2 separate regions of the Homo sapiens genome follow, and region 1 is linked to region 2. Evidence: read pairs that join two places in POLR2A ChIA-PET (ENCODE). Cell type or tissue: MCF 10A. All regions are shown on one strand. Links, peaks and the distances in the headings refer to the core of each region. The heading gives the core; the rest is flanking DNA. Region 1 overlaps MIR4290HG (MIR4290 host gene). Region 2 has its middle 81 kb from the start of MIR4290.

The links. ChIA-PET counts read pairs that join two places held together with the same protein. Peaks named below come from ENCODE experiments on the same cell type or tissue, not always from the same donor. Only the 100,000 strongest peaks of a DNase experiment are listed, where the experiment ranks them.
Region 1: POLR2A ChIA-PET joins it to region 2 with 12 read pairs; 2 of 35 experiments call an interaction of 5 or more read pairs at or near these places.

What each region holds. Positions count from the first base shown.
Region 1 is chr9:90,019,735-90,022,649 of GRCh38, forward strand. It overlaps MIR4290HG (MIR4290 host gene), which reads right to left. Exons shown (of 4, transcript NR_038882.1): 4 at 920-1,811. Among named protein-coding and RNA genes, the nearest start is that of MIR4290, 2.3 kb to the right of the region's middle. RefSeq lists an enhancer at 410-579. In MCF 10A, for the core only: no CTCF peak of the experiment used is centred there; no DNase peak of the experiment used is centred there.
Region 2 is chr9:89,940,789-89,943,703 of GRCh38, forward strand. No RefSeq gene overlaps it. Among named protein-coding and RNA genes, the nearest start is that of MIR4290, 81 kb to the right of the region's middle. In MCF 10A, for the core only: no CTCF peak of the experiment used is centred there; a DNase peak (open chromatin) is centred at 1,263.

The sequences.
Region 1 (2,915 bases), core at 256-2,755, 79 kb after region 2:
GGACCGTGTCGGCTCCTCTGGATCTTTTGTGGCACTGAGCAGGGGAATGCATTGCATGCCATCCTGGGCACCCGCTTCCCAGAGGAACAGAGCAGCTGCTGCTGGTCAATGTCTACCATGAGGCTTGCATCTGCCAGGCCCCTGTGCATGCGAACCAAAGCATGTACGAGTGTGCATATTTAAACTTCTCAAGGTTAGAGTCACTCTGTGTAAGAATAAACCTCAAATATTTAATGCTTGTCTTTAAAAAATTAAAAAGAAAAAAAGAATTCAGGACTTGGGGCTTCTTAAAGAACTTTAACAAGATAAAGTTCTCAATGAAAACTTTAGTGTCATGACAGAATTTTAAAAGCACAAAGCTGGAGGAGTTGCTGTTGCTTATGGTGCAGCAAAAGCCCCACTCTGTGTACTCTGAAACTTTAGTTCAGAGGATGTAGCAGGAGTTTTAGAAAAGTAAAAGGTGAGTATGTGTGGTCAAATACGTTAGATCATGCAGAATAACAAGGATAAATAGGCTTCTTTGCTTGGGTCCTCCGAGAGCATCTTCCCCCCATATTTCACAAACAGCCTGGGAGAAGCTGCCCGCATGACCTCGGAGAACCTCTTAGAATGAAGGTTGTATTTCCTTCTTATTTGCACGTGGACTGGTGCAGGCTGTTCCTGTGGTACTCACTGCAGTGCCCAGCATGCCAGCTGTCATGTCATGTCATGTCCTCATGCGATTAGAAGAATTCCAGTGTTACACAAACATGTATGGAATATTTCCTGTCACTGAACAAGTTTTCTGCTCTAGGGGTTTGTTTCTCTTTCTGAGTCAGGAATCAGAATTCAAAGATGGTTCATTGAATTGTCTGCCCACTGGTATCTGCTACGAAGGAAAGGAGAAATGGGTCTGAGTCATGTGAGGCATCACGACTTCTGTCAACTTTATTTTATTAACCTTGAAAACCGAGCTCTCACATGTCAGTAATAAACTTTTCCCTGAATGTTTACCAGAACCTCTATTTTAGGCTTGTCCTGTTTGTTTCTTGTCAGCATATTCTATCAGGAATATTCATAGTAATCTGGTCAGTACCTAAGAAAATCAACAGCAGATTATTTAGAAAACCCTCAAAGGTCTAGGGATGTTGTGTTTATTCAACATGTAGATCCAAATGATAAGGAATGCCTGATTAACTGTGGACATTATCATTAAATGAAATGAAAACTGAATTATGCACAGTTTTCTGGAGGTCTTGATTCATTTGATTATCTTCTGATATTTTCTGTTGCTTTTTGTGGTTTTGTGAGTTGTTGCAGGTTTTGATGGCTTAGGTAAGCAAGGGAATGGAGGTGCTACCCAGCAGTGAGATTGTATGGAGATCATTGGGAGGACAGGAAAACAGCCTGCCATGGTAGGTGTGCACGATTAAAATTAGGTCCAGAGTAATCTGGAAATAAGACAGCCTTGGAGGAAAAGGAAATCCAGTTTTCTGTTGAAGCTGCTCATTGAACCCCCGACGAGGTCACGGAAATAGCCCCTAAGAACACACGAGGCTCCATAATCGGTGCTAACATCTTATGACTTGCAAATGCACTGTGTTCTAGGATGCATAACAGGTTCTTCTCAGATCTCAACTCAGGACACTATTTCAAGAAAAGTCTCGTTACTCTTCTGTCAAGGACCCGCGGCGAGACTCCCGTGTGCCGCATGCTGCTGGGTCTCCATCCTGCTGGCAGCTAGTGTTGACCTAAACCTGCATGCAGGGGTTCTGCTGGGGTGAAAATGGAATAAGCTGCTTCCTTCCTCATGGGCAGGGAATGCACAGTGCCTGGTAAGCAGAGAGAGTTACTTGTTTAAAATTTCACTGTGCTGAAAGAGCTAGTACCAACACAAAAATCACAAAACACAAACCGGTTAAGTACAGAATGTCTCTCTCTGGGCATTCACTCTCAGAACAAAACAACATTGATGGAAATAGCCAAGAAGGAAGGGTGAAATATTTGCAAGCAGACAGGCATGAGGGCTTGAAGATATATTTAGGCTTCAGCTCCACCTTGCCTGGAAAATTTCTCAGTTACAGTAAACGAGTAGGGGACACAGCACCTGGATGACCAGGTTCTGAGAGTCAGCAACGGCTCAGTGCTGGGACATGTGGGCAGACCCACTGCCCCTGTAAACTCCTGTCTTCACCATGAGCATCTGCAATCCAGCAAGACCTGGTGACCCTCATGCCTGCACACCATGTTCTGTAACCTGGATTTCCAAAGGAGACCATGATTTCATTTAAATGTTTTTCCCCCACATATTTTTCCCTACAACCTTTTACAAATTTTCCCTACAACCTTTTACAAAGATGGTTCTGGAATCAAAAGCCAATTGATAGGCTTAGTAGAATTCTATCCTAAGATTTTACTGAACCAGACAGACTTTTCTTTAATAATGCCTGCCTAGCTGGCCTGAGTCCTGGGGATAAATTGTGAATTAAGTGTCACCATGTAGATAAAGATGCACAGCATCAGATAACTTCAGAGTAGTGCTACCGGACTGTGCCTTCATCTCATAGACTGAATGTTGTATCCTCCCAAAATTCATATGTGGAAGCTTGAACACCCAGTGTGGCTGTATTTGGATGCAGGGCCTTTACAGAAGTAAATAAGGTTAAATGAGGTTATAAGGGTGAGGCCCTGATCCAATAGGATTAGTGTCCTTGTAAGAGACACCAGAAGGCTTCCCCCACCTCTTCCTCCATACACAAAGAAGAGATCACATGAGCATGCAGGGAGGCTGTGGCCACCTACAAGCCAAGGGCAGAAACCTCAGAATGAGATCTACCTTGCTGGCACCTTGATCTTGGATGTCCAGCCTCTAGAACTGTGGGAGATACATTGCGGTGTCTACGCCACCCAGTCCATGGTATTTTGTGCTGGCAGCC
Region 2 (2,915 bases), core at 87-2,586:
GACTCACTCGTGACTAACAGAATGCAGTGGAATTGGTGCTGAATGACTTTCATGGCTCAGTCAGGAAAGCCATGCTTCTGCCTGGTTCTCTGAAGACCAGGACAAGCCACAATCCATGTAGGAAGTATGATTACTTTAAGATCACCATGCCATGGGTACACACTGTAGTTGACAGCCCCAGTCCAGCTGCACCCAGCAGCCTGTGCACCTGCCAGCCATGTGAGCAAGACATCGTGCAAGGACAGCCCACCAAGCCTTTGGATGACATCTGATGGTCACCCATGAGAGGCTCTAAGCTAAAGCTTCCCAGCCAGCTCTTTTCAAATTCCTGACTCACAAATGAGCAAAATAGGCTGGGCAGGGTGGCTCACACCTGTAATCCCAGCACTTTGGGAGGCCAAGGTGGGTGGATCATTTGAGATCAGGAGTTCAAGATGAGTCTGACCAAAATGGTGAAACCCCATCTCTACTAAAAACACAAAAACTTAGCCGGACTGTAGTGGTGCGCACCTGTAATCCCAGCTACTCAGGAGGCTGAGGCAGGAGAATCGCTTGAGGCTGGGAGGCAGAGGTTGCAGTGAGCTGAGATCATGCCACTGCGCTCCTGTCTGGGTGACAGAGTGAGACCCTGTCTCAAAAAACAAACAAACAGACAAAAAACAAACAACAACAACAACAAACAGCAACAACAACAAATTAGCAAAATAAAGCTAATAAGCAGAACACTGCTTAAGCTGAAATTGCAGATTAAAAGGCACATGCTTTGCTCTCAGTTTCATGACTAAAATCATGGACAGAAATCATTACAACTGGTCCTGGAAGAGAAAGGGCTTAGCATCTGAGCTGAGGGTTGGAGGAAGAGTGCAGTTTGCCATGATCCTGGGTCTTGGGAGGCAGTCCAGGTGCAGCAACCATCCCTAAGAGCTACAGCAATTCAGCTGTAGTATAGGGTTCAAATAGTGGGTAAGGGGCTGATAAAAGTGGGGAGGCCTGTCATGGACGAAGAGCTATTATTGCATGGGGAACCTACTGTGCCAGGCTAAAAAATGGTGATTTTGTCTTGGCCCCAGTCGGTGAGTGCTGGAGATTTTGGAACATGCTTATCTGGGTGGTGTAAACACCCATTTCTTGGTGGAAGAAAAGCAATAACTCTTTGCCAATCAACTGAGTGGAAAAAGGACCACATTGCAAGCCAAGCAGTTTCTATTTAAGTCCTTGTGCTCCCTGTGACTCACCCTATAATTTTGAAGAGATTACTTAAGGCCCATGCCCTCCTTGTAAACACCTGTCACTCTTCTGGTTTGCAGAGATGCTAGGAGGCTAATGAGATCACACATATGGAATGTATGGGAGCTTCTAAAAGAAATAAACCAGATACATTCACCGTCGTATTATCATCACCCCAGCCATGTGGAAGTGTGGAAGGCAGCTTTCTAGCAGACCTAGGGGTTCTGGGCAGGGCAGAAGCCAGAAACTCAGAAATAAAGGAAAAATAAAGAAAGGTATTTGGCCCCAGAGAAAGCAGGGAGATCCAGAAAGGACTGGAGAGTGAAAGATAGCATGACACAGGATGCGCTTGGCTGTGAAGGAGACCCCTACACCTTGCTTGGAGTGAATGACGGGGAAAGCTACGCTGATGCTCACAGTCCTGGGGTTCCCTCCCCATGGGGGTGGGCAGGACTTATGGCTTAACTCTAACATAGAATACGGAAAAGGGGAAGAGAGGTCACATCTGAGAGTAGGTGATTGAAAGACTGTGACTTCCCTCTGTCTGTCCCTCTTTGCACCCACCTCTCCCATCAAGTCTTCACAGCTCACCTGCTCTACTGAATCACACTGCCATGTTGTGAGTTGCCCATGTGGAAAGGGGCTGATGTCTTTTGCTAACAGCCATAAGAACCTGAGCACCTGCCAGCAGCCACATGCGTGAACCTCAGGAGTGGATCTTCCCCAAGGCAAGTCTCAAGATGACTGCAGCCCGGGCCGACACAGAAATTCAGAAATCCAGAAAAGTGAGAGATGCTGTGAGAGAAAGATGAGGGAGGAAAGAAGGAATGGGCCAGACTCTGAGGCACAAGGCTGGAGTGTGGGAGCTGAGGAAGCGCAGCGGGGCTGGCTGTGGATAGATGGAAGTTGAAGAGGAGGGTCTTGAATGACGGGGTGCGAACCAGCCTCCCCCAAGCTCAGCAACTGGACTTTTTTGTGCAGTGTCCTACAGATTAGGAGGAGGGTTATGTCTCTTTAACAATGTGTGTGCTGCAGCAGCTTTAGAGCAATAGAGCGAAAAAAGCCCAGATGTTCTAGGAGGAGCCCGTGGTGATGATAGATTTCAGTGGGCATGTGTGAGAAGGGATCCAGGGGTATGACAGGAGCAGTTAGAACAGGCCAGGTGAGAATAATGGGCCACTGAGTAAGACAGTGGCTGTCTGGAGAGCCCTGAAGTTGTTCCTACTATACGTGGTTTCCACCACCTGCTAGACTTAAAATAGCATTTCCATGTGTCTGCACCCTGAAGACCTCCTGAGTCAGGTTACCTACCCTCCTTTGCAAAGCAAACACCCCCTAAGGAATCCCAGCATTGTCTTGTGTACCCCTGCACCAACTCTAATGCACTGGACGTGGATTGAGAAAAAGAAAAGGAACACAGACTCCTTGGGTGGGACCTGCCTTTGGGGCTGTGCCTCTGAGCATTCATCCTAGCTGGAAATCCTTTGCGCCTGTGGTGGTTGTGAGAGCACAACTCACAGGGGCTCCTGCTGTATCCTCCCACCTGCAGTCAGGGCTCCAGAGGATGCCTTTGATCTTGGGGACATGATTCTTTGATCATGTCCCCCTCCCTGCCCCACCTTTGGGGGGACCTTGCACCTCTTTCCCTCCCCAGACATTGGAGTTATTACTTATTGCTGCTACTTTTT